Regions from separate parts of the Homo sapiens genome. Here region 1 is linked to region 2. A link is an interaction called in ENCODE POLR2A ChIA-PET data of the cell type or tissue named here. Cell type or tissue: CD4-positive, alpha-beta T cell. All regions are shown on one strand. Links, peaks and the distances in the headings refer to the core of each region. The heading gives the core; the rest is flanking DNA.

What was found. Peaks named below come from ENCODE experiments on the same cell type or tissue, not always from the same donor. Only the 100,000 strongest peaks of a DNase experiment are listed, where the experiment ranks them.
Region 1: POLR2A ChIA-PET joins it to region 2 with 7 read pairs; 2 of 35 experiments call an interaction of 5 or more read pairs at or near these places.

What each region holds. Positions count from the first base shown.
Region 1 is chr10:122,978,857-122,981,720 of GRCh38, forward strand. PSTK (phosphoseryl-tRNA kinase) reads left to right here and starts at 1,545. Exons shown (of 6, transcript NM_001363531.2): 1 at 1,545-1,839. The coding sequence starts at 1,624. RefSeq lists an enhancer at 1,557-1,876. In CD4-positive, alpha-beta T cell, for the core only: CTCF peaks have their summits at 1,530 and 1,730; DNase peaks (open chromatin) are centred at 1,555, 1,795 and 2,455; H3K4me3 peaks cover 1,349 bases; H3K27ac peaks cover 885 bases.
Region 2 is chr10:123,240,241-123,243,154 of GRCh38, forward strand. No RefSeq gene overlaps it. Among named protein-coding and RNA genes, the nearest start is that of BUB3, 87 kb to the left of the region's middle. In CD4-positive, alpha-beta T cell, for the core only: no CTCF peak of the experiment used is centred there; a DNase peak (open chromatin) is centred at 1,291; H3K27ac peaks cover 2,351 bases.

The DNA.
Region 1 (2,864 bases), core at 365-2,864, 260 kb before region 2:
CCAGCTTGGGTGACAAAGCAAAACCCTGTCTCTTAAAAAAGTGGGGGAGGGGCAAATTAAGGAGAGGGACCTTATACTGGACCAATAATGATAAAATGTCATGAAATAAAGAGTTTAACTCATTGCTCTTCACTTTCAGTCCAAAGGAAAATGAGATTATTTGTAAGTGCTTCATACAAATTATATCAGCTTTAGCAGGTTACTCGTCATATTTTGACACAGTATACACTGATTTTGTCCTTACGTCTTCACATTTTGAACATACCCTTTACAGGTAAGAAGGAATTATCCCCTAAAATATAAGGATAAAAGAATCTGGAATCTAGGCCCGACGCGGTGGCTCACGCCTGTAATACCAGCACTTTGGGAAGCCGAGGCGGGTGGATCATTTGCGGTCAGTTCAAGACCAGCCTGTCCAACATGAGGAAACCCCGTTCTTACTGAAAATACAAAAATTAATTGGGCAGTAGTGGTGTTCGCCTGTAATCCCAGCTACTCGGGAGGCTGAGGCAGGAGAATCCCTCGAGCCTGAGAGGCGGAGGTTGCGGTGAGCCGAGATCGGACCACTGCACTCCAGTCCGGGCGAGAGAGTGAGACGCTGTCTCAAAAAACAAAAAACTGTAATCTGAATTCAATTTTTCTACAACACACCCCCAGACAAAAAAAACTTGGCCAGCCGCGGTGGCTTGCGCCTGTAATCTTTGGGAGGCCGAGGCGGGCGGATCACAAGGTCAGGAAATCGAGACCATCCTGGCTAACATGGTGAAACCCCGTCTCCACTAAAAATACAAAAAGTTAGCTGGGCCTGGTGGCAAGCGCCTGTATTCCCAGCTACTCGGAGGCTGAGGCAGGAGAATGGCGTGAACCCAGGAGGCGGAGGTTGCAGAGGTTGCAGTGAGCCGAGATTGCGCCACTGCACTCCAGCCTGGGCGACAGAGCGAGACTCCGTCTTAAAAACAAACAAAAAACAAAAACTTGTTTTGTACCTCTCCATAGCTTAGTATTACTTTTTAACACAAACACCTATTGTTCTCTGTCTGCATGCACTGGAATTGAGGTCTGTGGATGTGCCTTTCCTGACAATATTTCTTCACGCTTGCTGCCCACTGGTGCTGTGAGGGCACAATAACGAATGTTTACTTTGCCCTTGCACTCTTCACATCTGGGAACCGCAAAGGAGCGCGGTGGTCGGACTGTCAGCCTCGCCTTCTATTCTTTGATTTCCAGTAACTTATTTTCGAAAGATTGCTGGAGGGAAAGGCTCAACGTCTCTTTTGGGATTTTCCTAAGCAGAAAGACCTCATCCTAACAAAACTGAGGCGCCAATCCTACTGGCTGGCAACTTTCGGCAGGGAGGGTGATTCTATTTGAAGATCAATCCTAACTCTGGGACCCCTTGGGAATGTCCAGGAGCTAGGAACGCAGCGCCGCGGTCTCTCCAGCCTCTGGTCCCTGGGAGCAAGCAGGGCACCGGTGGAGCAGGTGCCTCTGGGGCCGCACGGAAACCCAGCTAGGCCAGTTCCTCCACTGCGCCGGTAGGCGGCGGAGACGCTGCGCGTGCGCGCAGGGCAGACGGTAGAGCGGAGACGACGCTCCCAGACTCCTCCGGTCTCCCCGGGCAGCATGAAGACCGCCGAGAACATCAGAGGAACCGGCAGCGACGGGCCGCGGAAACGAGGCCTCTGCGTCCTCTGTGGCCTCCCCGCGGCAGGAAAATCGACTTTCGCGCGCGCCCTCGCCCACCGGCTGCAGCAGGAGCAGGGTTGGGCCATCGGTGTTGTCGCGTATGATGACGTCATGCCCGACGCGTTTCTCGCCGGGGCAAGAGCGCGACCGGCGGTCAGCACGGAGGGGCGGGGCCTGGGCCGCGGGGCGGGGCGGGGCGGGGCGGGGCGGGGCGGGGACACTCGCGTCCACGCGGTCCTGGGTGATTTGCCATGAGCGCCCATTGCTTGGTGTGGGAGGTGAAGTTCGAGAAAAGTGGAGCTGGGTTAACATAGTTACTGCAGAGGGTGAATGCGTTGGCTGTAGAAAGTGGTTACAAAGCCAACTGTTAGAACGATGCATTTTAGATGCTTATCTGTATATTTGATGCATGTATATGTTGTATATTCTATACAGTTGAGTCTTCAGACAGGGTCAGGTTCTCAAGTCAGCGTGCAAGGTGGAAAGCCCCTATAGTCAAATGCACTGTCGAAAATCCCTTAGGAAGTTTCTCCTTAGGAGAGGGAAAGAAGTTCTAAAACTTGAACGTCTAGCTACGGGTGGATTCAGGTTTTGTAATTTGAGGAATCCTCTTTAAGAAAAGGAATAAAAACTATAAGTAACAAAATTTCTGGGGTCCCTCAGAACGATAGAAAGAGGCTGTACAAATGCATTATCAGACCTATGAAGCTTAATCTTTGTTCATCTCAAAGTAAATCTGCCTCTGCCAGCTTTGGGAAGGATGGCTGTTTCTTAGTTGACCACCAGAGGAAGTAATGGGTTTGTATTTACGGAAAAACTTGTATGTTCCAAATACATCTCTTTAAGCCCTCCTCATCTCACACTCAGCACAGTGAGATACATCCTCTTGGAGAAGCATGTGGAAACTGAGACCACTGGGGGAAGAGTAGATTACATTCGTGTTTCTCATGCTCACTCTTGAGTAAATACTCTTTGAAATATTCTGAAATGTTAACATTATTATTTTTGTTGTTTAATGCCTAATGTAGATGAATTTACAGAAATCAAATGCAAATGTTATGTGACTCTACTTTCTAAGTATATATACAAAAATACAGTACATTTGGTGCATGGGCTCTCCAGCAAGGTGTATCTACTTTCTCATTCTTGGTTAATTGTGAAGTAAGTGCAGTGTCAGG
Region 2 (2,914 bases), core at 323-2,822:
CACAGGAAAGAGAGAGGAGAGAAGAAAGAACCTTCTAAGTGAGTGAGCAGCAGTCCCAGAGTATGGAGGGAAGACTACATGTGTAATGTGGGAACTGTGCTGGCCTCGGGCGCAGGGGCTAAGCTGCCTAGAAGATGTTCTGATGGGCTCCTTTCCCCAGGATGCCTAGGAGGTACAGCCTTGGAAGCCCCCATGTTTCTGCGTCATCATCATCATCATCATCATCATCATCATCATCAAAGGCCAGAGAGAGGATCTCCAGGGGGATTTTGTGAATCCAAGTTCCACTGATCTCAACTGGAATAACTTTTGCTCTTGGTCCTTTGGATGGGCCACCTGGGATTTGTCTGGCTGTGTGTATCACCTGTGATTTTACACATCCATCAGTTAAATCAAAGATGCAGACACAAAGTCGAGAGCCAGGGCATGTTGGGTGGATTCATGACACTCTCTGGGGGACTCTGGGTACTTAAATGAATGAATGGATTTTGTTCAAGACATAAATATAATCTTTTCATCAGTGACAGCTATGCCTAGAATCTCTCACCAATGTGGGCTGGCTGGCTATTGAGCTGAATTGTTTTTGGAGAAACTTGCTGAGATATCGGAGGGTACCAGGGCAGCTTTGGGGCCTGGGAGGCTGGCTTGCTCACATGAACCCAAGGCTGGTGCTCTGGGCAGTAGATGGACAGGGCAGTGGGGAAAACTGACTCCATTTTAAGCCAAAGGTGAGCATAGCCTGAGCCTGTTTAATCAACAAATATTTATTCAGAACCTACTACATGCCAAGTTCTGATCCAGGTTCTGATGATACAAAGGTCGCTAAGACATGACCCAGCCCCCAAGGCACTTGCTATCTAAATGGCTACAATAATATGTAATATTGGAGGTCCTGGACTCTGAAACCATGCTCTTCCAAGTTCAAATCCTGGCCCTGTCATTTACTGTGTGATCTTAGGCAAATTACTGAACCTTTCTGTGTTCCAGTTTCTTCAGCTGCAAAGCAGGGACAATGATGGTAGGTTTGCTATGAGGATTAAATGAACTAATGTGTATGAACAGTTTGGCACAGGGCCTGTTTCATAGCTAGTGCTCACTAAGGGTCTAACGTTTCTATCTCAAGAAATAGAAGCTCCTGGGAACCATAAGAACTGTGATAGTGGTGTATATAAGATGCTAAGGGGCCATGAGGAGGAAGTGGTTAAGTAATTCTGTATGTCACTTACTCCTCATTAGCTTTTTTTCAGATGTGTTGATCTCTGCACCTGGAGGGTGGGGCTGTGCTCTCTGCTTTTCTGCTTGGGTACAGGTACGTCATAGGAACTGCCTGTTTGCTTATTGGTGGAGACCAATTTATTCCAGTTCAGTTACCATCGACACATATTTCCTGACAGTCCATACATTTGTTCATCAAATGTTAGTGTATCCTTCAGTGTCCCAGGCACTGGGGATGTTGAGATGAACTTTGTTTCACCTTTGATCTTCTTATGTTTAGTACAGGACCCAGACTTGACAACAGACTGCTGTAATGCAGGCTCATGACTGCTGTGGCTGTCTCTGGGCAGCAGTGTTACCACCAACAGCCCCAGCTATAACAGCTACTACTTATTACATTATGTGCTTACTGCGTGCCAGGCACTGTTCTGGGGGCTTCGTAGGCATGACTTCATTTTATCTGCACAGAAACCCTAGGATGTGGATACCACAATGATCCCCATTTACACCCCGGGAGTCTGAGGAGCTTGCACTGGCCTGTACCTCCTTCCTGCCCTGGCACCTCCTTCCTGCCCTGGGTTCTGTTCCTCAGATCCTGTGGCTCGGGCAACAGCAACACTTAGCCAGCACAACTGTATTTTGAAACATTCGTGATAATTTCCTGTTACCAAAAGAATGTGTGCTCACTGTAAAAAATAAACCAATACAGCAGGAAGTGATGTAAAAAATGAGCTCTCTTACCTACTCCTAGCTTTCTTACTCCTCAGTGATAACCAGTGGAATAATGTGGTCTCTACCTTAGAGATTTTTTTCTGTGCATTACAGGTGGGCACATGCATCCATATCATAGATGTGTTTACAGATGCTATTTTAAAATGTATTTACTTATTTTAAGCTGTGAGTGTGCTACATATACATTCCATAGTGATTCTATGGAAATTCATTGTACTTTACCTACTTTTTTATTGATAGATATTTGAGGTTGTTGACAATTTCTTTTTTCTTTTTTTTTTGCTATAACAACAAATGCTTCAATGAACTTTTTTGTATACTCTTGTAAGTTTTTTGTGAGATAAATTTCTAGAAGTGTAATTCCTGAATTGAAAGGTTTGTTTATTTCAAATTTTGTTTGATGTTATCAAATTTCCCTCCAAAAAGTTAGCACCAATTAATGCTAATTCAACAATACTATTGAATTTAAACATCAAGTTGGTTGGTGAGTTTGCATTCAGAAACGACGGTGAGCTTTCTCCTGTGGAGCTGGAGGGTAATGATTTAGGGAAAGGGAGAAGTGAGGAAAAGGTCTATGGGTTAAGTGGGGAAGGGCAGGAGTTAGGGAAAAGGCACCTCGTTCTTGAGACCTAGGACCAAGGGCATAGTCCTGATCTTGGAAGAAAAGTCGCCACCGTCCCCCATCATACAGTAGTTGGTGCTTCCAATTTCCAGTTTCATTCTTCTTAACAGTGGCATGGCTGGGTCTCCTCATTTGGATTCTGTTTTTATTTTAGCATGACCCTAAAACTGCCAACAAAATATCATTGTCTCAAGAAATGGATGTGAGCATCAGAAACAACTTTTATGCCACTCTTCAGATGCCAAGGATAATAATTCATTGGCTTCTCCAGCAGCTTGATGATCACATCCCTGCACGACGCACTTGGGGCTGCCAAGCCGTGGGACTGCTCTGTCAGTGTAGCCA